Regions from separate parts of the Homo sapiens genome. Here region 2 is linked to region 1. A link is an interaction called in ENCODE POLR2A ChIA-PET data of the cell type or tissue named here. Cell type or tissue: MCF 10A. All regions are shown on one strand. Each heading gives the region's core, and the rest is flanking DNA. Links, peaks and the distances in the headings are about the cores only.

What was found. Peaks named below come from ENCODE experiments on the same cell type or tissue, not always from the same donor. Only the 100,000 strongest peaks of a DNase experiment are listed, where the experiment ranks them.
Region 2: POLR2A ChIA-PET joins it to region 1 with 9 read pairs; 3 of 35 experiments call an interaction of 5 or more read pairs at or near these places.

Annotation. Positions count from the first base shown.
Region 1 is chr10:58,172,059-58,188,629 of GRCh38, forward strand. No RefSeq gene overlaps it. Among named protein-coding and RNA genes, the nearest start is that of IPMK, 88 kb to the right of the region's middle. In MCF 10A, for the core only: a CTCF peak has its summit at 5,470 (motif pointing right); no DNase peak of the experiment used is centred there.
Region 2 is chr10:58,232,716-58,240,715 of GRCh38, forward strand. It overlaps IPMK (inositol polyphosphate multikinase), which reads right to left. Exons shown (of 6, transcript NM_152230.5): 2 at 5,014-5,099. LOC124902578 (small nucleolar RNA U13) reads right to left here and starts at 6,045; the gene lies at 5,942-6,045. In MCF 10A, for the core only: no CTCF peak of the experiment used is centred there; a DNase peak (open chromatin) is centred at 4,936.

The DNA.
Region 1 (16,571 bases), core at 3,397-11,396:
ACCAAATGGGCATTTGACAAGCCAATCAATTATTTAATGGAATGCAGAGGAGAATATTTGGGGGGGAATAATTGACTCCTCCGAGTGGATTTGAAATGGTATAGTTTCTTTTCACAGAAGGCTTCTAGTTACTTTTCAAGAAACAGAATAACCTGGTGTTATCAATGTATAAAAGCTTAATTTTTTAATTCAGAAATATTTTAGCCTCCAGGCTTCCCGGCAGAATCTTGAAATGTTGTTGAACACTGAAAGAGTTAAGAGACCTGTTGACACTTATTACTGGAGTGAACAGAAATGAAATATCATTTTCTATTATACTGCTTGTCTCCTCTTCCCCATACCGTACAAGAAAATGTAGAAACAAAAGTAAAATCTGTTGAAAATTTACATTTGTTTGGAAAAAAAATGTATTAAAGAGGAGATTACAGGAATTGGCAATATCATCTTTTTACTGGAGGGCTACTGCCTGCCTGCCAGCATCAATGCCCAGTACCAGTCAAGCAACTTACCATATTTTAGGGATGGATCTAATTATAGCCAGCGGAAATTAGCTACTTTCAGATGGCACATTCACTTTCCTGTGTCCTGCATTTTATAATGTGCTTTTCCTGTCATTTGTCCCTTTGTCTAATTCAGAAGTCTTAGGAGACATTTAGCAGGAATGTAAGAGTCCTGAAGATACCAGACATGCAAAAAATGATAACAGGAACTATAATCACCAATTGTGGGCAATGATGATAAATTGTGTCCCACAAAAATTTATGTTCAACCAGCAACTCAAGTAAAAGAGGGCAAGATTGAGGAAGAAGCTGAAATACAGGTAGCTGTGCTCAGGAAACAAAAGCTAAAATTTTTAAAATTCAGTTTTTCTGTGAGCAAATACTTTTCTGCAAGAAAAGAAATGGGATAAAGGGCATACAGGTGCTTTGAAAAAAGAATTTCAGAATGATTTGGCACTTTAATCTATGTGACTGTATAATTTGATTTAAAAGCAAGCATTAAACAATTAAAAAGCTAAAATACAATTTATTTTCAAGCTCTAACTTCCAGTACCTGTAAACATGATCTTATTTTAAAACAGTCTCTTTGCAGATGTAATCAAATTAAGATGAGCTCATACTGGATGAGGGTGGGCCTTAAATTCAATAACTTGTGTCCTTATAAGGAAAGGAAAATTTAGAGACAAAGAGACACAGACATACATAGAGGGGGAAAGGCCAAATAAAGACAGAGGCAGAGATGGGAGTCAGACAGGTATAAACCAATGTATTAGTCAATTCTCATGCTGCTAATAAAGACATTCCCGAGACTGAGTACTTTATAAAGGAAAGAGGTTTAATTGACTCACAGTTCAGCATGGCTGGGAGGCCTCAGGAAACTAACAATGGCAGAAGGAGAAGCAAACACATCCTTCTTCACATTATGGCAGGAAGGAGAATGAGTGCCCAGTGAAGGGGAACTCCCATTATAAAACCATGAGATCTCATGAGAACTAACTCACTATCACGAGAACAGGATGGGGAAACCTGATTCAGTTATCTCCACCTGGTTCCTCCCAGGACACATGGGGATTATGGGAACTGCAATTCAAGATGAGATTTGGGCGGGAACACAGCCAAACCATATCAACCAAAGAACACCAAGGAATGCTGGGAGTTACCAGAAGCTAGGAAGAGGCAAAGGAAGGAGTCTTTGAGTCTCTGAAAGCTCAAGGAGGCTTCAAAGTGTACATGGCCCTGCCAGCACCTTGATTTAGAGCTTCTAGCCTCCAGAACTATGAGAAAATAAATTTCTACTGTTTTAAGCCACTCAGTTTGTAGTAATTTGGTTCAGCAGTCCTAGGAAATGAACATAGGTGGAAATGATATTTCTGGCTCAAAATTTTCCACTACGTCATCAGGAGTTAGTTGCAGACACTCGACCCTCAGGGATAGGAAAAATCTGGCACTGGTTATTTGACTTAAAGGTAGTAAGAACTATGTTAATGCTCAGAAACTAGACTTTAGCAGCCCATAGCATGCTGTGGTGAATTATCTAATTAAATGAATTCCTATGGTCACCTGGAATAAACTGACCTTTAAAAGAGATTTAGGGAAGCTGAGCTATTCTCCGACCTTAGACTAGTATGAAAAACTGAAGGAATTCAATATTGCGGAGTAGCAACTTCTAACAAAACCAGAAAGTTAAACAGACAAAAGCTCAAATGCTTAAATTCTCTGAACCATGATGAACTAAAGGCTTTCTATTATTATTTAGCACTAAAGCTAAGATAATTGGAGATTGAATTTCTTCCAAGGTCTGAGGTCACAGTTTCATGATTTCTTACATGACAGTTATAGCATTGGTCACAAAGGAGTGGGACAGAATTTAGAAGATTTGGACTACACCAAGACTCCAACTCCCTATGAACCTCCTCAGACAAATGGATCAGCCCTCTCTACCCTGTCCTGGTGAGGCTGTGCTACCTTCTTAAAGACACTGTCTCTCTCTTACCTGAGTAAATCGCTTTTCCAGAGGAAGCCACTTCTCAATTCTCATCTTCAGTCTTGCCCCCCACCCCCACCACTCCTCACAGTATTTAGATATTAACCATAGGAAGATACAGTATATGCTAGTAGACTAAACCCAAGAAGAAAATTCCTTGCAGGGTGTTACTTAAATTTTAGGAAGGATACCATACCATGGTGGTTAAAACACTGGAATCCAATGGCCTGAATTCAAATTCCCCCTGTGACACTTACTGTGTGACCTTTGTCAAGGTTTTTTTTACATATTTTTGCCTTAATTTCCTCATCTGTAAAATTCAAATAATAACAGTTTTATCCCTTAGGGTTTTTGTAATAATTAAAATGAATCTATATATATAACATGCTTAGAACAGCTGGCATACACTAAGCGCTACGTAAGTCGTGGCTATTCGTGCACATTAAACTCTAGAATACAATGCACTCAGGCTCCACCCAGCAATCATCCCTTAGTGTAGTTAGACTCTGGCCTTTTCTGCTATGGAGGCTCCATGCTGCAGTGTTCCACACCTCTGGATAACTGCCATTCTCAGCACAGTCAATCTGCACATCTTCTATGCTGAGCAGGTGCACACCGCCAAGGAAACAAAGACAATAACAAAGCCATATGTGCTAATACCAGATTCAACTTACTTAATCTGCAACATGAAAAAGTAGAATTATATAGTAACATCAAAACAGTGAGGCCCAGGATACAGCCGCTTCTTTTTATAAAACTACCATTTATTGAGGGCCTTCAGTTACAGAAACTGTGTGCTTCCCACTTTACAAGATATCGTGGATTGATGTCCGCTCAAATGTTTATGTCCCCTCATATTTCACATGTTGAACCCTAACCTCTAGTGTGATGCTATTTGGAAATAGCGTCTTTGGGAGCTAATTAGGGGCCCTCGTGATAATGGAATTTGTGTCCTTATAGAAAGAGACCAGAGAGTTTGCTCTATAAAGCTTTCTTCACCATTCTCCCTCACCCTTATGCGAGGACACAGGGAGTAGGTGGCGGTCATGTGCAAGCCAGGAAAAGAGCCCTCACCAGAATTCAACTATGCTGGCAACCTTACCTTGGACTTCCAGCCCCCAGAACTGTGAGAAAATAAATTTATATTGTTTAAGCCACCTAGACTACAATGCTTTTTATGGCAGCCCAAGCTAAGACATGGACATTTTCCTTTGTCCTCACAAGAGTGCAGGAGACCCAGTCCTTGCCCTCAGTGAACTTTCAGTTTACTGATTAGGTACTGATACCAAGGTGATTAGGCACAGAGATAGGGAAGTACACCAAGGATAGCTTGAGGAAAGGAATATATAAAGTACCCCCTCAGCACACACCTACAATTCTCTGCCAAATACAAGGGGGTTGTTTCTTGCTTGATGACAGCAACCAATGCACTTTGAAAACAATGTCAAGCAGGTTTCTTCCCACCCCTTTCCTAGCAAGTTCTTAGGAATTATGCTTCTCTCTCTCTTCCTCCTCCTCCTTCTCCTCCTCCTCCATAATTTCCTCCACTTTTGCCCTTGCCTGCTTCAAAATTCTTGGAAGAGGTTGGACCAGCATTCACCAGTATCCTGAGGTTTCAAAGCAATCATGTCCTAGTATGGTGGTTTCAGAACCAAGGACAGCACTGTGTCTATCTCTCCCAAAGTTCTGTAATCCACACCTATGGGAGTGGTGTGATTAGATTTCCCCCAAAGTCACAGTTAAGACAGATCTTTCATATGCCATCCTAAGAAAATAATATTAATGTAAAGTAATAGTAGTAATGCCTAATGTTTATTGAGTGTTTAATATATGCTATATGTTTATCATTTCATTTAATTCTCATAACAACCCTATAAAGTAGATTTTTTTATTATCCCCATTTGACAGTTGAGAAACAAACTCAGGAGGACATCAAGTGGTTTGCTCAAGGTCACGTGGATAGTAAGAATCAGAACCAGAAGTGGAATCCAAATTAGGCATTTACTACTATTATTCTATTTGACATGACTTCTTATATAACTGTACTTGCTGAAATTATTCTTTCTCTGAATAGTTTTTCCATCATAAAGCACTGTTTTCCAGGAACACTATCAGAATTATGTGCATTTCACCATATGAACCTTACACAATATGACTTCATTACTCATGGGACATTGAGCTTCCATGAAGCCAGATAACATTAGCAGAGACTCCTGCAAGGAATTACATGGCGAGGCTGAGAGAAGACATTCCCAATTAATCATTGCCTTCCACCTTAACCATTGAACTACCAGCCCCAAGAACTGTGAGAAAGTGAATTTGTATTGTTTAAGCCACCCAGTCTATATAACACTTAATTATGGCAGCTCAAGCTAACCATAAGACATAGACATTTTCCTTTGTCCTCAGCCTGTGAGTGATGGAGAGTTACTGTCACCAATAGGAAGGAAACGAGAAGGGCAAATAATATTCATGGAAAATTGCTGTTTTGCAAGGACCTTGGTAGGCATTTTTGCAATATTTTAAAATTTTATATTGAATTTCTAAATACAACTTATTATAGTTTTTTTCAATTATATATACACACTCCAGCGAAAAAATAAAACCAAAAGGAAAACCTCACTTATTTTCCAGTACTCAGAGATAACTATTCTTTCTGTTTTGTGTATTTCTCCACAGTCTTTACTTTCTACAATTATTTTCAGCAAGTAGGGGAGTGAGTAGACCATCCAATGATAAACTAAGTATTTATCTGCTAAACATACTGGGACTCCAAGTAAACTCTCATTTGAAGAAAGGATATCATTTGTTTTTAAAACTAAAGTTTTTAAAATTTATCTAGTAAATATTTTGGATAAGCTTGTGGATATTTTGAAGTTAACTTTCGATTATAAACCAGAAATATTAGTAGCTAATTTGTAATCCCATGGAAGAGAAATGTCTGAGTATTGGATTTCAAAAATTCCAAAATCAACTCGCTATCTACTTATACACCACTAGGTGGTACTAGGTGATTTTTCTTTTCTCTTTAAGTCAGATAATTGTGTGTGTTTTCTGCTCTTAACACTCCTTAAAAGGTGAAATTGAAGGAAATTTGGGAAGTGCTAGAAAAGTTCTAAAATTGGATTGTGGTGATGGCTTCTAAATTTAAATCACAAATTTACTAATATGTCTTGAATGACATTTCAGTGAAGCTGTAAAAATTTTAAAAAAAGCTAAAACTTTTTCATATGTGGTTTATCTTGAGAATCCATATGCTTTTTCTGTATATTTAAAAGAAAGCAAGAAATCTGCTTAGCGACAAGTTGAAAATTTTTAATTCATTTATATAATCTGGACATGCTTCCACCATTGTACTTTTACTTCTTTAATTTGCATACTTTCAGAATTGTCTTACATCAGAAAATTGCCTAATATTGCAGGTACCTAATTAACCAATATAATTAAGTATTTATTTAAAACCTTTTTATATAGTACTCTCAAACAGAAACAATTTGATTTTTGGTATTGCCTTTCAATAGCTTCTTCACCACGCAGAGTATCTCTATGAAATGCAAGAGTCCATAAACCCACATCTTTAACTTTTAACTTGGATGGTATTTTCAGCATTTAATTTGATTAAAGACGGGGTTTTTTTCCACAGTGATATACATGGCACAACATATTATCACTAACACAGGTATCCCTTGTTAAGGAAATTACAGAATTGGGAAGTAAGCAAATCTAGTGCCGTAGTTAAATCCCTTGGCCTCTTAGATCTGCATTGAACTCATTCTAAGCTCTGTGAGCTTGGGCAGTGTTCAGGAGTTGGAAGCTGTTTAACCTCCCCAGGCCTTTTCCTCATCTGTAAATTTGGAATAAAACTTTCTCATAGAGATTGTATGAGGATTAGATAGGTTTGACATCAGTAACATAGAGGAAGAAAAATGTTACTGAAACTGTGCTTGCCAAAAGTGGCTATCATAATTCATTTTTGTAAAATTAAACCTCTGTTCTTTACAGACATTGTTGAGAAACAGGGGAACACAACTGAGACTGGAAGGCTTTGCCAGTGATGTTAAGCTTAAGATCTGAAGTAGGTAGATGGCTTGTTGTTTTTAATAAAGACATTAAGGACTCGGATATAGTAACTGTTAAAAATTCCAGGAGGGAGAGATGTAGGCACTAAAGGGTAGTTTAAGACACAGATGTTTAACATTCTATTTCAATTTGTTTGTGTTATTGCAATGCAACCAAGTTTATCATTCCCAAGCCTTCCTTTAATCCTGCTGCACAAACAAAGTCTCTGTGTGATTAGTGTGAGAGGAAATCAAAGAAAAGGAGCTGAGTCCCACCCTGGCTTGTTATGGAGCAGAAAAAGCAGCTGCAGAATTAAACAAGATCAAGGGCTGTTGTCCAGGCAGTGATGTGATCATAGCTCGCTGTAACCTCCAACTCCTGGGCTTAAGTGATCCTCCCATCTCAGCCTCACAAGTATTTGGGACTATAGGCCTGAGTCATCATGCCTGGCTGGTTTTTAAAAATTTTTTATAGAGACAGGGTTTTGCTTTGCTGCCCAGGCTTGCCTCAAACTCTTGGCCTCAAGTCATTCTCCCACCTCAGCCTCCCAAAGTGCTAGGATTACAGGAGTGAGCCACTGCACCAGGCCTCAAATTTTTTTTAAGATGTGAGATAGAAGGTTGTAATCAAATGTGCATGTTTGTGTGGGGGAGGGGTGGGGGAGATGTCTTAATGTATACAGAGTTGAGCCTCACTATTTATGGATTTCATATTTGCAAATTCACCTACTTGCTAAAATTTATTTGCAGCCCCAACACAAATACTAAAAACAACAATAAATATTGACAGCATTTTATCAGTCATTTGCAGACACATACAGAACAGACACACACACACACAAAATGAGTCACCGGAGGCACGCTTTCCTAGCTGCAATCAAACAAGGTAATGTTCTGCCTTCTTGTTTCAGCTCACATAAACAAGTATCCTTTTCACAGTCTATTTACTGCCATGATTTTGCATTTTGGTACTTTTATTATTTTTATTTACTTTTTTGGTGATATTGCTGTTTAAAATGGCCCTACCAAGAGTAGTGCTGAGGTGTTGCCTAGTGTTCCTAAGTGTAGAAGGCTGTAATATGCGTGAGGAAGAAAATACACATGAAGATAAGCTTCATTCAGGCATGAGTTACAGTGCTGTTGGCTGGGTGTTCAGTGTGAATCAATCAAAAGTATATATTAACCAAGCCATCTTTAAACAGCAACACATATTAATATACTGCAATACAATTCTGATGCTAACCATCCAGTTAGCATTCAGACTCCGCAAGTTAAAGAACACAGTCCCCGCAAAGACTGCTCTTATTTCAGATGCCAATTCAGGGGTGTCCAGGCCTCCCATACTTCTGACCAACTGGTTACAAATCTGGGGGTTTCAAGGACCCCCTCAGGTTCAATAATTCACTAAAATGACTCACAGAACTCAGGAGAGTGCTACACTTATAATTACAGTATATTATAAAGGATACAAACCAGGATGAATTAAGTGAAAAGACACAAAGGGTGAGGTCTGGAAGGGCGCCCAAACATACAGCTTCCTTGCCTGCTAAAAAAGCTTCTATTCAAAAGAAAGAGAGTAGCTGTCGAAAAGCAGGGAGAACAGAACTACCTGAGAGCACAGCCAACTAGAGCCATTTATGCTCCAACACCCTTGGAACCCTCAAAAGCCCCTGCAGCTAGTGGGGAACAGGATCACAAATATTTATCCTCTAAAATTTAAAGTCACCAAAAAGACATTACCCTTCCTTCCTTCCTTCCTTCCTTCCTTCCTCCCTCTCTCTCTCTTCCTTCCTTTCTTCCTTCCTTTTTCTTTCTTTCTTTCTTCTTTCTCTTTCTTTCTTCCTTTCTTTTTTTCTCTCTCTCTCTTTCTTTCTTTCTTTCTTCTTTCCTTCTACATATAAGGAGCACCTACTCTGTCCCAAGCAGTGTTCTAGATGCTGCAGAAGCAACCAGGAACAAAAATGACAAAGCTTTTGCTCTCCTGGAGCTTCCCTTCTACAGGGGGAGAATATGGTGTGGGGGCGTGGGTTGGGACAGGGGATGAGAGAGACAGACAATAAATAAATAAGAAAAACATAATATATGTCAGATAATAATAAGTGCTGTGAAGAAACATTTGACAGTGCAAAATGCCTGAGTCATGAGGCACCGGCTGTTCTTACCCAGCAAAAAGCCTTCTAGGGCAATGATACAGGCACGGGGAACTGGAAAGCGTTGGGGAGAAGTCTATGAAGATGTGAGAGTTGAAAGTTCCAGGTAAAGGCAAGTGCAAATTCCAGGCGTAGCAGGAAGAACTGCACGAAGGGCAGTGCCAGCTTAGCCAGAGGGCTAAATATGATAGGAATGGAAGGAAATGAGATCAGAGAGGCAGCCACAGTTTCGAGAATATAAGGCTCTGGAAATCACCATAAGTATTTTGGATTTTATTCAAGTGAGATGGGACACTATTGGAGGATCTTGAGTGGGAGAGTGAAATGATTTGACTCGGATTTTAACACCCTCATTCTCACTGCTAGTGGAGAAAGAGGATAGGGTGACAAAAGGGGAAGCATGCAAGTATCTAGAAGGCCACTGGGCAACCCTGGAAAGAGATCATGGGGACTTGGACCAGGGTATTAGCACTGGAGGTGGTGAGAGGGAGTCGGACTCTGGGTGTATTTTTGAAGGTAGAACCAACAAACCTTACTAATAGAATGGATTTGGAAGAAAGAGTCAAAGATGACTCTTTTTTTTGTTTTGTTGCAGAGACAGCTGGAAAGATGGCGTTGACTCCAAAGATGGAGCTAAGGATCACCAGAAAGGAATCTGTATTTTTCTAAGACTTTTTGGTATATTTACTGCTCTCAGGTAGTAGCTAAATTACACTGTGACTATTTCTAATTACTTTGGCTGCTAAATGGCTAATGGCTTAATTCATATAAAGTACAGTGCTGGGACTAAGCTACTGTACTATGAATACTAGCTACTGTTACTACACTTTAGATCACAATTTAACTTCTAGTTACTATACCTTAGATCACAGTTTAACTTCAGTAAAATATCCGGAATAACCAGACCAAAAATTAGGATAGTTCATGAGAAAGTAACCCAATGTTTTCCGACTTGGTGACTTATCATCCATCTAAGTAAATGAAGGGTGTTCAAGTGCGTGAATACTCAGAAGAAACTAAATTTGAATACATGGATCTCTGATTTGTTCTTTTGGAATACAAGTTTAAGAGCTAGAGATTAAAATGATTAGTGGTCTGCTAAGAGATGTTGCTGGGGGAAGGACATTTAACCTTTATAAACCAGAAAATGTATTTATCTTTCAGTCATATTGTGTTCTGCTCTGTGCTTTACTGCTTAATTTTCATGAAAACAAAGTGAATGTATGTCTTAGAACAAGGACAGTTGGCAGAGCATGTGCAGGCCCTACATTGCCTATTGCTTATTTTCATAACTCTATTTAATTATAATTTACATATAACAAAATGCAACCGTTCATAAGTTTCTCAAGTCTTGACAAATAGATAACATTTGTATAACCACTGTCACAATCGTGGTAAACAATGTTGCCATCAGTGCTTTCCCAGAACCCCTCGTCTCTTCTGGAGACCACCTCTTCTATTTATCGTTAAAGATTGTTAACTCCAAGTCCCCAGTCTCTGTCCAGCCAGGGGAAACGAACCCTATGAGTTCAGTGGTTTTTCTCCTTTCGGGGAGAAGGAGGGAATTCCACCTCACAGTGACACTACCTGGTATAGTGGGAAAGAGAGGGTGGTATTAGTGACATATTTGCTGAATTTTATCTAATTCAGTCATCCTTTGGTATCTGTAGAGGATTGGTTCCAGATGGATTCCAAAATCTGTGGAGGCTCAAGTCTATGATATAAAATGGTGTGGCATTTGCATACAACCTACCCATATCTTACTGTATGCTTTAAATCATCTCTAGATTATGTATTAAATATAATACAATGCAAAACTATATAAATAGTTGTTATACTGTATTTTAAAATTTGTATTATTTCTAATTGTTGTATTGTTATTTTTGTTGGAGATTTTTCCTGAATATTTTCCATCTCTGATTGGTTGGATCTGCAAATAAGTAACCTGCAGATACATAAAGCCAACTGTATTCTTTTCCCCAAGTGCTACTAGATAAAAGTATGTCTGTCTGTCTGTCTGTCTGTCTGTCTTTGGGTGGGACTTTTCTAACTTCATACTGATGCAAATGAACAAATTGTGTACCTAAAGTGTGGCGAAATGATAGGTATAAGGAGAGAAAGACAAGTGCCCACCAGCCCTGGCCCCAAATCTTAGCTTTAACACCAACTAACTGCATGACATTAGACATGGGCCTCAGTTCCCTCATCTGTAAAATGGACAATAGTGGCTTCACGTACTGATTGGATCAGTTTGTGTTCTGGAGGGTAAGACAGGGCCTGCTTCTGCTGCAACACTCGCCATCACTGCTTCACAGGCCCGGCCCACAGGAAGGAGCTTATCCAGGCTGTGGAGCCCACAGTGTATCTCTAAGTGTCTTCTAAATCTCTTGGCCTCACCTCAACTTTGATTCCCTCGGAAAGATTCTTTTCAAAGACCCTGTTTCTTGTGATATTCTTTGTGGCACACTCCTTCGTGGCCCATTTTCATGGAATGAACACAATGAAGACAGGAAAGGAATCAAGAGTAGAAAAGGCTGAAAATGCCTGAAATAATCAATTTGCAAATTTTTATGTAGAAGAAGCTCATTTCTTCATTAAGAAAGACATTTACAGATATGAAAATACAACCTAAATTTTCTATTTTTGTTCATTTACTATTTAAGGTCTTTTTAAAAATAATGCCACTGTTTTATGAGAACGCATGGGATGATTTATTACACAAGGTCAAAGTATTTTCACCAGAGGAGAGGCCACTGAACTGCAGAAACTCTACTTGAACTTTTCTCACAATGTAATTAATACCCACTCCTAGTTTAGAAAAAATAACTAGCATGCTTTAGTGTGTTCCTAATAATGAAATACACCTAACTTGTGGCTGGAGCTTGACTCCTTTGAATTGTGGTGTGGTGCGTTTGGGTTTGTACCCAAGTTCCTGATAGTGTAGACAGAGCTGTTAAACCATTTGAGGCCCAAGCTCCTGATAGTGTAGACAGAGCTGTTAAACCATTTGAGGCCCAAGCTCTCTCATCTAGGCAATGGTGACTGTAGTGAAAATAAATTGTAGCCTAAAAATGTTTTACACACACACACAAAAAGCACTGCAAGATGAAGCTATGTGATTTTAAAATGTAAGAAGTGTAATTTCATTTGTTCATTCAATACATATGTACTAAGAATCTCAAATCATAAAAATTCATTACTTACCCATGATGTAAAAATCTTTGTGACTTTGGGTTAAGTAAATATTTCTTAGAGCCAATATCAAATGTACCATACATAATAAAGAAAAAAAAATTGATGAATTAACCTCTGCAAATTTAAAAATTTCTGCTTTTCAAAAAGAATGTCTTCTCAGTAATGAGAATGAAAGACAGTTCACAGACTGGGAGAAAATACTTGCAAATCATATCTAATAAACAACTTGTATCCAGGATGTATCATGAACTCCCAATGTGCAATAATGATACGGGCGGGAAAGTGTATAAGAAAGAGATGGTTAAAAAGTTAAACAGATACTTCCGCAACGAAGATGTACAGATGGTAAATAAACACATAAAATGACATCATTAGCCATTAGTGACATGCAAATTAAAACCACAATGAGATACTACTATACATCTATTAGAATGCCTCAAATTGAAAAAAAAAAAACTGACCATACCAGTGTTGGTGAGGATGTGGAGCAACCAGAATGGTAAAAATGTGAAATAGTGAAATCGCTATGGAAAATATTTCAGCAATTTCTTAAGACGTTAAACCACTAAATGACCCAGCCAGTGTACTTCTACGTATTTATCCAAGAAAAAGCAAAGCATATGTTCATACAAAGATTTGTACACAAAAGTTTGTAGTAGCTTTATTATGATAATAGCCAAACACCAGAAATAATCTAAATTTCTATCAACAGGTCAACAGACAAGAAAATTGTGCTCTCTCTCTCTCTCTATATATATATATATATGAATACTATTTAGTAATTAAAAAGAAATGAACTATTGATACATGAAACTATGAGAATAAATTTTAAAACAATTATTCTGAGAGCAAGAAGCCATACCAAGTAAATCAATAAATCAAAAGTATAGAAATAACAAAAATTCAAATCATTGTATGTACTTGAAAGCAGGTAAGTATTTGCTTGGGAATGGAGACAGGAAGGAGGGATGATGAGGAGGGCCTGCAAGCAGGATTACCAATGGGCATAAGGAAATTTTTACAATTGATCAATATGTTCATTTTCCTGATGGTTTCAAGGGTATATGCATATATCAAAATTATCAGATCGTACATTTTATATATGTGCAATTTATTGTGTATTATGTAATAAAGCTGTTAAAAAACAAATTGATCATATTTGCTTGTGTCTACTTCTGAACTTTCTTTTCTGTTCCATTTATCTATGTACCTATCTCCCAATACCACAGTGTCTTTGTTTTTGGTAGCTTTAGAGTGAATCTTGGAATGTGGTAGTATGAATTCTACAACTTCATTTTTTTTTTTTTTTAGACAGAGTCTCCCTCTGTCACCCAGGCTGCAGTGCAGTGCCGTGATCTCAGCTCACTGCAACCTCTGCCTCCTGGCTTCAAGCGATTTTCCTGCCTCAGCCTCATGAGTAGCTGAGACCACAGGCATGCACCACTATGCCCAGCTAATTTTTGTATTTTTAGTAAAGACAGGGTTTCACCATATTGGCCAGGATGGTCTTGAACTCCCGACGTCAGGTGATCTGCCCTCCTTGGCCTCCCAAAGTGCTGAGATTACAGGCGTGAGCCACCACACCTGGCCATACAACTTCATTCTTTTTCAAAATAGTTTTGGTTGTTTTATTCCCTTTGCCTTTCCATACATATTTTAGAGTATAGATTTTTTTTAAAGGGAAAAATATTCTGCTAGGATTCAAATCAGGATTGTTTCAAATCTATAGATCATTTTGGTAATAATTGACATCTTAAAAACTGAGTCTTTCAATCCATAACTATGCCATATCTTTAATTTATTTAGGTCTTCCTTGATTTTTTATCAGTGTTTCATGTATTGATTTTTAAAAATCATATGTGTGAAAAGATTATATTACTTATAAGTTTCAGTTCAGGATAGCAAATATGGTTTTATAAAGTAGTCATTATTGGAACCTATTAAGTCTAATAGATTTGAGAACCTGACCTAAAGAAGTGCTACATAAAAGAGAAGACTGACTTTCAGAATACACCAAGACTCAAGGGTTGGTGAAAAGAGAATGATTCAATGAAAGGTGCTGAGAAGATAAGAGGTGGGAGAAAAATATGGAGAATGAAAGTCAATAAGGCCAAATGAAGAAAGAGAACATTTATAAAGGAGAGTACATTCAACTGTCTCCAATGCTATTACATCACATAAAATGAGGAGAATTGAACTTCAGGTTTAATAATATAGAAGTTGTTCTTGTCAAGAACTATTTCAATTTATGGGGGTGTCAGGGCTGGGGTGGTGAGAAAGCCTGATTGGAGTGAGTTAACAGAGAAAAAAAGGAGAATTGGAAATAAGTTGAGGCATTTTGATGAAAAGGGAGAAAAGAAATAGGGTGGTAGGTGTAGGAGCAAAGGAAAAGTCAATAATAGATGCTTAAGGGGGGAATATCATAGGTGTGGAAAATCTTACATGTATACTAACAGGAATGCCACAGCAGAGAGAGAAACATTCCAGTTGCAGGAGAAAGGAGTGAGCATCGCCGTAGTAATGTTTTGCTGTTGTTTTTGAGACAGGGTCTCATTCAGTTGCCCAGGCTGAAGTGCAGTGGCACCATTGCTACTCACTGCATCCTCCACCTCATGGGCTCAAGTGATCCTCCCACCTCAGCCTTCTGAGTAGCTGGGACTACCAGCACATACTACCACAAATGGCTTTTTCTTTGTTTGTTGCTGTTTTAGAGGCAGGATCCCACTATGTTGCCCAGGCTGGTCTCGAACTCCTGGGCTCAAGAGATCCTCCCTCCTTGACCTCACAAAGTGCTAGGATTACAGGCATGAGCCACTACACCTGGCCCAGTGATGTTTTTTAATATGTGTGAGAGTTTTGGATCTAAGGGCAACAGGAGAAGAGAACTTCGCATAGAAAATGGCAGTGTTCATCCATTATAACAGCAAAGAAGAAAAAAATATGGATCTAGAAGGAGGTGGATATGTAGGTTTGAAGGTGAGATGATGTGCTAACATTTTGATTACTACCATTTTGTTAGTGAAAAAGTAAAAACACGGACTAAGGGAGGCTGAGGGAGGAGGCATGGTGAAACATCCCTCTGGAAGGATGGTGCGGTAATTGGCTTTGAAGGTGTAGTAAGATTGCCTTGACAGTAGTGAAGGCAATCTTCAAATCACTTGGAGTTTGAAGTAATAAATTTCAAGAGACACCATGAAGATGGCTGTGTTTTTCTCCAACCATTTTCATCTAGCTCTTTTTATTAAAATAATTTCAACTTTTATTTTAGATTCAGGACATACTGTTGCAGGTTTGTTACCTGGGTATATTATACTGGGTGATGCTGAGGTTTAGGGTATGATTGATTCCATCACTCAGGTACTAAGCACAGTACCCAACAGTTCTTCATCCCTTGACCCACCCCACCCCCAGTAGTTCCCAGTGTCTGTTGTTGCCATCTTTATGTCCATCAGTATCCTTTGTTTAGATCCCCCTTTTAAGTAAGAACATGCCAACTCTTTTCATCTCTAAGGTACAGGTACTGAATTGGTAGAAAATAAGGAAAACCAGGGTTTGAGTTTTCCAGGGAAATACAATGAAAGGTATAGGGCTAGAAACTCTGTGGCGTTGTGTATGGGAGTGACTATAATGAAGGACTTTTGAATCCAAGTTGTATAAGGCTTAAAGTAAGAACAGGAAGATGATGGACAATGCAAAGGTTAGAACCAACGCACTGGATCCTTGTGGGTGAAAATAGTAGAAAGAGGAAGTTGAAAGTATAGGAGGAGATAGAGTAGGATATTAATCAGTAATGTCTAGGGTGCCCATGAGAATGAGTGGCTGAAGTTGGGGTAGAAAATAAAATCACTGGAAGTGAGGAGGTCAGGGACTGAGAGGTCAAGGTATTGGAAAAATCACCTATGGGTACAAAAAATCATCAAGAGTAACTTCAGAAACTGGAATGTGGAGTATGAATGTGAGCCAGGTACTGTGTCTGACATCATTGGAGGGGCTATGGATAGATGACTGAAATAAGGAGGGAGAGCAGGTACTTCAGAGGAATTTGCCTTGTTTTGTTAAAGGAAGGAGTAGGAATAATGATGATTCTGAAAGTGGCTACAGAACATCTACCACCTCCTGGCCTGACCTTATTTAAATATGGTGAAAAAATAGCCACTGTTTACCTTAAATATCTCCTTCTGAAAATATAGGGAACTGTGCAATATCTTTTGGAAGGATTATTATAAACAGTTTGAGAACACCATAATACTTGAAGAAATACACTTCAGTTATTTGCAGATTTGTTATGTGGAAGCTTCTAATATGTTATCTGCTATTTATGGCTTCATCTCAAATGGGTAATATCATATTTCAAAAACTCAGATCCTTGAGCACTTTTTTGAAAGCAAGGTCTCTACAAAAGCTATATGGAAAAAAGTAAAAATTAGCCTGGAAAAGCTACATAGCACATATTTGTGTAGTAACTGAGCACAGGTCTGATTAATCCTCCTACTTAAGATTAGGCAAATTTACTTAGAGCTAGAAACTAGAAATTAGGGATAAACACACTGACATGTTTGGATAAGGCCAGAGTGCTAGATGTTGCCATTTTTCAAAGAAGATTTACTAATTTTATTATCCCCAAGAAACATATTCAAAACCAATTATTACATATGCAAATGTACATATTATTACCAATAATAAC
Region 2 (8,000 bases), core at 1-8,000, 57 kb after region 1:
CAAGAGAAAGCAGGAAAGATCTAAAATCGACACCCTAACGTCACAATTAAAAGAACTAGAGAAGCAAGAGCAAACACATTCAAAAGCTAGCAGAAGGCAAAAAATAACTAAGATTAGAGCAGAGCTGAAAGGGACAGACACAAAAAACCCTTCAAATAATCAATGAATCCAGGAGCTGGTTTTTTGAAAAGATCAACAAAACTGATAGACCACTAGCAAGATTAATAAAGAAGAGAGAAGAATCAAATAGATGCAATAAAAAATGATAAAGGGGATATCACAACTGATCCCACAGAAATACAAACTACCATCAGAGAATACGATAAACACCTCTATGCAAATAAACTAGAAAATCTAGAAATGGATAAATTCATGGACATATACACCCTGCTAAGACTAAACTAGGAAGACGTTGCACCTCTGAATAGACCAATAACAGGCTCTGAAATTGAGGCAATAATTAATAGCCTACCAACCAAAAAAAGTCCAGGACCAGATGGATTCACAGCCGAATTCTACCAGAAGTACAAAGAGGAGCTGGTACCATTCCTTCTAAAACTATTCCAATCAATAGAAAAAGAGGGAATCCTCCCTAACTCATTTTATGAGGCCAACATCATCCTGATACCAAAGCCTGGCAGAGACACAACAAAAAAAAGGGAATTTTAGACCAACGTCCCTGATGAATGTCGATGCAAAAATCCTCAATAAAATACTGGCAAACCAAATCCAGCAGCACATCAAAAAGCTTATCCACCATGATCAAGTTGGCTTCATCTCTGGGATGCAAAGCTGGTTTAACATACGCAAATCAATAAACGTAATCCGTCACATAAACAGAACCAACGACAAAAAACATGATTATCTCAAGAGATGAAGAAAAGGCCTTCAAGAAAATTCAACAGCCCTTCATTAAAAAAACTCAATAAACTAGATATTGATGGAATGTATCTCAAAATAATAAGAGCTATTTATGACAAGCCCACAGCCAATATCACACGGAATGGGCAAAAACTGGAAGCATTCCCTTTGAAAACTGGCACAAGACAAGGATGCCCTCTCTCACCACTCAATTCAACATAGTGTTGGGAGTTCTGGCCAGGGCAATCAGGCAGGAGAAAGAAGTGAAAGGCATTCAGTTAGGAAATGAGGAAGTCAAATTGTCCCTGTTTGTAGATGACATGATTGTATATTTAGAAAACCCCATCGTCTCAGCCCAAAATCTTAAGCTAATAAGCAACTTCAGCAAAGTCTCAGGATACAAAATCAATGTACAAAAATCACAAGCATTCCTATACACCATTAACAGACAAACAGAGAGCCAAATCATGAGTGAACTCCCATTCACAATTGCTACAAAGAGAATAAAATACCTAGGAATCCAACTTACAAGGGATGTGAAGGACCTCTTCAAGGAGAACTACAAACCACCGCTCAACAAAATAAAAGAGGACACAAACAAAGGGAAGAATATTCCATGCTCATGGACAGGAAGAATCAATATGTGAAAATGGCCATACTGCCCAAAGTAATTTACAGATTCAATGTCATCCTCATCAAGCTACAAATGACTTTCTTCACAGAATTGGAAAAAACTACTTTAAAGATCATATGGAACCAAAAAAGAGCCCCCATTGCTAAGACAATCCTAAGCAAAAAGAAAAAAACTGGGGCCATTATGCTACCTGACTTCAAACTATACTTCAAGGCTACAGTAACCAAAACAGCATGGTACTGGAACCAAAACAGAGATATAGACCAATGGAACAGAACAGAGTCCTCAGAAAGAACACCACACATCCACAACCATCTGATCTTTTGACAAACCTGACAAAAACAAGCAATGGGGAAAGGATTCCCTATTTAATAAATGGTGCTGGGAAAACTGGCTAGCCATATGGAGAAAGCTGAAACTGGATCCCTTCCTTACACCTTATACAAAAATTAATTCAAGATGGATTAAAAACTTAAATGTTAGACCTAAAACCATAAAAACCCTAGAAGAAAACCTAGGCAATACCATTCAGGATATAGGCATGGGCAAGGAATTCATGACTAAAACACCAAAAGCAATGACAACAAAAGCCAAAATAGACAAATGGGATCTAATTAAACTGAAGAGCTTCTGCATGGCAAAAGAAACTACCATCAGAGTGAACAGGCAACCTACAGGATGGGAGAAAATTTTTGCAATCTACCCATCTGACAAAGGGCTAATATCCGGAATCTACAACTAACTCAAATAAATTTACTAGAAAAAAACAAACAACCCCATCAAAAAGGGGGCAAAGGATATGAACAGACACTTCTCAAAAGAAGACATCTAGGCAGTCAACAGACACATGAAAAAATGCTCATCAGCACTGGTCATCAGAGCAATGCAAATCAAAACCACAATGAGATACCATCTCACACCAGTTAGAATGGCAATCATTAAAAAGTCAGGAAACAACAGATGCTGGAGAGGATGTGGAGAAATAGGAACACTTTTACACTGTTGGTGGGAGTGTAAATTAGTTCAACCATGTGGAAGACAGTGTGGCGATTCCTCAAGGATCTAGAACTAGAATTACCATTTGACCCAGCAATCCCATTACTGGATATATACCCAAAGGATTATAAATCATGCTACTATAAAGATACATGTAGACGTATGTTTACTGCAGCACTATTCACAATAGCAAAGACTTGGAACCAACCCAAATGTCCCTCAATGATAGACTGGATTAAGAAAATGTGGCCCATATACACCATGGAATACTATGCAGCCATAAAAAAGAATGAGTTCATGTCCTTTGCAGGGACATGGATGAAGCTGGAAACCATCATTCTCAGCAAACTATCACAAGGACAGAAAACCAAACACCACATGTTCTCACTAATAGGTGGGAATTGAACAAAGAGATCACTTGGACACAGGGGAACATCACGCACCGGGGCCTGTCAGGGGCTGCGGGGCTGGGGAGGGATAGCGTTATGAGAAATACCTAATGTAAATGACGAGTTGATGGGTGCAGCAAACCAACATGGCACATGTATACTTATGTATCAAACCTGCACGTTGTGCACATGTATCCTAGAACTTAAAGTGTAATAAAAAATTTAAAAAAAAAGAAAAAGAAAGAGAGAGACAACCAGTAGGCTGTTGTGACAAATTTATAGGTAAGTTCTATCAAGCCTTTAAGGAACAAAACTCTTAAAGAACTTCTTAAAGAACTTTTTTTTTTTTTTAGAGAGAGTCTCACCCTGTCCCCCCATGCTGGAGTACAGTGGTGCAATCTTGACTTACTGCAACCTCCACCTCCCGGGTTCAAATGATTTTCCTGCCTCAGTCTCCCAAGTAGCTGGGATTACAGATACGTGCCACCCACAGTGGGTTAATTCTTTTTTTTTTTGGTAGAGACGGGGTTTCACCATGTTGACCAGGCTGATCTTGAACTCCTGACCTCAAGGGATCCACCTGTCTTGGCCTCCCAAAGTACTGAGATTATAGGCATAAGCCACCATACCTAAAGAACAAAACTCTTATCTGATGCAAATTCTTTAACAAAATAGATACGAAAAGGCTCCTGGACACATTTATGAAGCTAAATGAAACATATCAAAAGCAGATAAAGATAATATGTGAAGAAAATAAGAGTTTAATTTCATTTGTGCACACAGCTGGAAAAGATCTTAAGCACTCCCAAGCAAAATCTCACAATGCATAGTATTAAAAAATTAAAAAGACTTAAGTAGGTTTTATTTCAGAAATGAAAGGTGATGATACAGAAATCTATTTCTGTATTTTACCATATTAACAGATTAAAGAAGGAAATTCATATGATCATTTCAACAGATACCAAAAAGGCAGCTGGAAACTATTCAATATTCACTCATGCATTAAATTGTTTCTGAAAACTAGAAGGGCCAGGTGTCGTGGCTCAAGCCCGTAATCACAGAACTTTGGGAGGCAGAGGCAGGAGGATCGCTTGAGCCCAGGAGTTCAAGACCAGCCTGGACAACTGGTGAAACCCTCTCTCTACAAAAAAAAAAACTGTTTTAAAATTAGCCAGGCTTGCTGGCCTGTGCCTGTAGTTCCAGCTACTGTGGGGAGGTTGGGTTGGGGTGGGGAGATGCTGAGGTAAGAGGATCACTTGAGCTTAAGTGTTTAAGACCAGCCTGGACAACAAAGTGAGACCCCATCTCTACAAAAAATGCAAAAATTAGCCGGGCTGCGTGGCACACGCCTGTAGTTTCAGCCACTTAGGAGGCACAGGCTGAGGTGGGAGAATAGCTTGAGCCTGGGAGGCAGAGGTTGCAATGAATCAACATCATGCCACTGCACTTCAGCCTGGGCAACAGAGCCAGACCCTATCTCAAAAAAGAAAAAATCAAACTAGAAAAGATGCTATGTATCGTCCCTTTCCCATTCCACCCTTCTCCACCCAAGAGGCTGACTTGAATCAACTGCATCAATGAGATCCCTTGCCCTCTTGCCCTTACAAGACACAAACAAGAGACTGGAGGGTATGAGAAGAGTTGAGATCAGTTATTTACTTTTCTAGCTCCCTCCTTAACAGGTCATGTCTTCTCATAAAAATTACCTTCCCTAGGCTCCAGGAACCATTCTCTCCACTTCAGGCCCAGGGATGGTATAACATTATAACATCTCTTGCAGGTTGCCATAAGCTCTAACCTTACCTTTGTAAATAGTCCCTTTATGAAACCAACAGAGCATACCATTTGTTTCTTGACAAAATGTTGCCTCACACAGAGGGTAATTTTAATTTCCTTAACCTGAGAAGAAGTATCTACCATAAACACAGAAGAAGAATCTAAGAACTGAAATAGAATAGAAAATACTAGACTGCATCACATACAGTAAAGATACGCACTGCTTTCCATGAAGCTTTTGTTTCCGTTACATACACACAGTGACTATGCTGTCAAATATGTGTCTTACTGTGAGTCACCACCAGAAAACTCTGAAAAACACTTTGAAGACAACAAAACAAATCTTACCTCACTTACCATATTATAGAATTCCAGCTCTCTTGGGCCCCTTGGAGGTGGTTGTAACTGTTTCAAAACTGTGCCATCTGGATGTTGCAGTATACCTATGGAACAAAAATCAGAAATTGTTTAATGCTTTAATAATAGTAAACCTTGCTTCATTAAATAGATTAGTTCCTGAAGTGACAGGTAAACTACTTCCATTAAACTTAAGGGTTTACTTTTACTTATTTCAGAAATTTTAACATTCAACCAACATGTTTCAGTACTTATTACAGCAAAGCACCAGAACACAAATTCCAAATGTCTTCATTTTAGTGTCTCCAACCACTACCTCTTTTGGCACCCTCGGGCTTTATAATACATAAAACATATGTGTCAATTTATATAGAAAGTCCTCAGTAATAGGCTTTCTGTAAGATGTTAACTTATAGTTATAAGAAGCAAGTTAAAAGCAATAGCACGAATTGACCCCACTTTTAAAACCAGAAAAGAACATATGTGTTAACAGTGGCCATATATGAATTTCCTACTTGGTAATTTTTTATAAGTCTCTCTTGTCTAAAAGCAACTAAAATATTTGCTGATTCAAATGCACTGTATACAACTGTATAGATAGTACCAGGGCATCTAGCCAATGGGTAAAGTTAGGGCTGAAATCAGGCAACAAGCCTAGAGCAGGAAAGGGCACCTTTTTATAATCTGTCCATTCAAAGAGGGAGACTTTTTATGAAGTCATCATATATATACCAACACTGGTCCTACCCCTATGCCATGAAGACTCATTCCAAATTTATACGTCAAAATCTTAAATTTTGATGTGTTGGGATTTTATAAAATCATGCTAGCTAGAATATGGCTCAAATAAACATATTTAGAATTTCAATTAAATATGCCACTTGAGTTTCCTTTTCTTTTTGGCAAGTGTTAGGAATTTTTTTCTTTCTATCAGATAGGTAATGTGCTAACACTGTAACAAGACTGGAGTGAGGCATATCTCACACATGAGCATGAAAATTCAATCATTGTGCTTATGAACTACAAAAGGATCTAGAATTTTTAATAATGGCAAAAATGCAGAATTCAGCCAACAGAAGCAGAAAGTCTCAAGAGATACAGAAATCAAGTTTGTTTTTTGTTTTTTTTTAATCTTAAGACTTAGATATAGGCCAGGCATGCTGGCTCACACCTGTAATTCCAGCACTTTGGTAGTCTGTGGCTGGAAGAGTTTGAGATGAGTCTGGGTAACATAGCAGACCCTGTTTCTACAAAACATTTAAAAAAGAAAATTAGCTGGGCATGGTGGCATGTGTCTATAGTCCCAGCTACTCAGGAGAATGAGGTGGGAAGATGGCTTGAGCCCAGGAGTTTGAGGCTGCAATTAGCTATGATCAGGCCACTGCACTTCAACCTGGGCGACAGAGCGAGAGCCCCTCTCTAAAAATATTTGTTCAAAATTTTAAAAAGGCCTAGATATAGAATAGAAGGTAGGTAAATATTAATCTTTCTGTATAAGACTGGTTGGTAAACAGTCAAAAGACTTCAAAGAGTAGTCCAATATAACTAAAAATTTCTGAAGAAGAATTCTGTTCCTGAAGGTTCAGATGGAGCACAAGAAAGGCCTTTATTCCCATGGTTATAACATTTTCTGTGGGGCTTAAAATGAGTAAAGAAGCTTTGATGAATAGAATTCCAGAGGAAAATAAAAATTGAACTTTCATAAGTAAGCAGAGAACCATGACAGCTTCCCTGCCTTGGGGCAAACACCTTGGTCTAGATACAGGTGATCTTCCCATTAGACAAATACATTTTATCAGGCAAGCAGTAATCAGCCAAGCGGTAGACAACAGCATGGGATAGCAGGATGGATTAGAGACTGTAATAATCCCAACACAAAAAGAGATTGCTTCGTCCAATATGTCTCCCATATTACTCACCCTGCAACATAACCCCTCACGTTTGAGAAGACAGAAGGTGGTAATCTCGGCATTCTCTAGGTGAGTGAATTCCAGGATCCAAATAAACCAACAGTAAACCAACAGTATCTGAGCCTGCAACCAAATCCCCACCCCCAGCTCAAAAACTGTCAAGATAAAAAAGGAGGCACCTTGGAATGCTGAGCCAATAACAGATACACTGAAACTGAGACTGCAGCCTAGCACTAGCTCAACTAAACTCAGTCCCTTACCCTAAACACAGGAAAGGGCATGTACTGCACGGGGGATCAAAACAAAACAAAAAATAGTACACATCACTTCCCACGGTTCTTTAAATAAAATGCCCTAGATTCAAGAAAAAATTATGACACATACTCAAAATATCAGGAAAACATAAAGCACAATCAAGAGAAAACATAATAGGAGATGACACACAGATGACCAAGTCATTGTAATTAGCAAGCAAGCATGTTAAAACAAAAAGTATAAATATGCTAAAGAAACAATAGAAAAAGATGAATGCAAATGCTAAACAGATTAGGTATTTCAGGAGATAAACTACAAAAAAAAACTCTAAAACTGAAAAGGCACAGTATCTGAAATAAAAAATTTAATTAATGGGATTTAATCAACAGATAAACAATCACAGAGGAACAGAGCAATGAACATTCACAAAGACCAATACAAAATATCTAAATTAAAGAAAATACAGAAAAGTATCTAAAAAGAAAAAAAAAATGTATAGAGCATTAGAAACCCATAAGGTAATACCAAGAGTTTTTAACAAATGTGTAGTTGGGGTCCCATAAAGAGAAAAGAGAATGGGCCAGAGAAAAAATTCTGGGCTTTCAAGTTTCCACCTAGGATATAGAAAGCTGGAAGAAGCATTGCTCCCACCTAAAAGCAAGAAAAAGCTAGATAATCTACAAAATCATAACTTTTCACGAAACCATCAAAGTGTTGAGATAATAACCAACAGACTTGAAATCTAAAGGAAGACATACACCACGAAAAAAAAAAAAAAAAGACAAATGAGAGCACTGACTCACCCATGGAGCGGAATGGGAA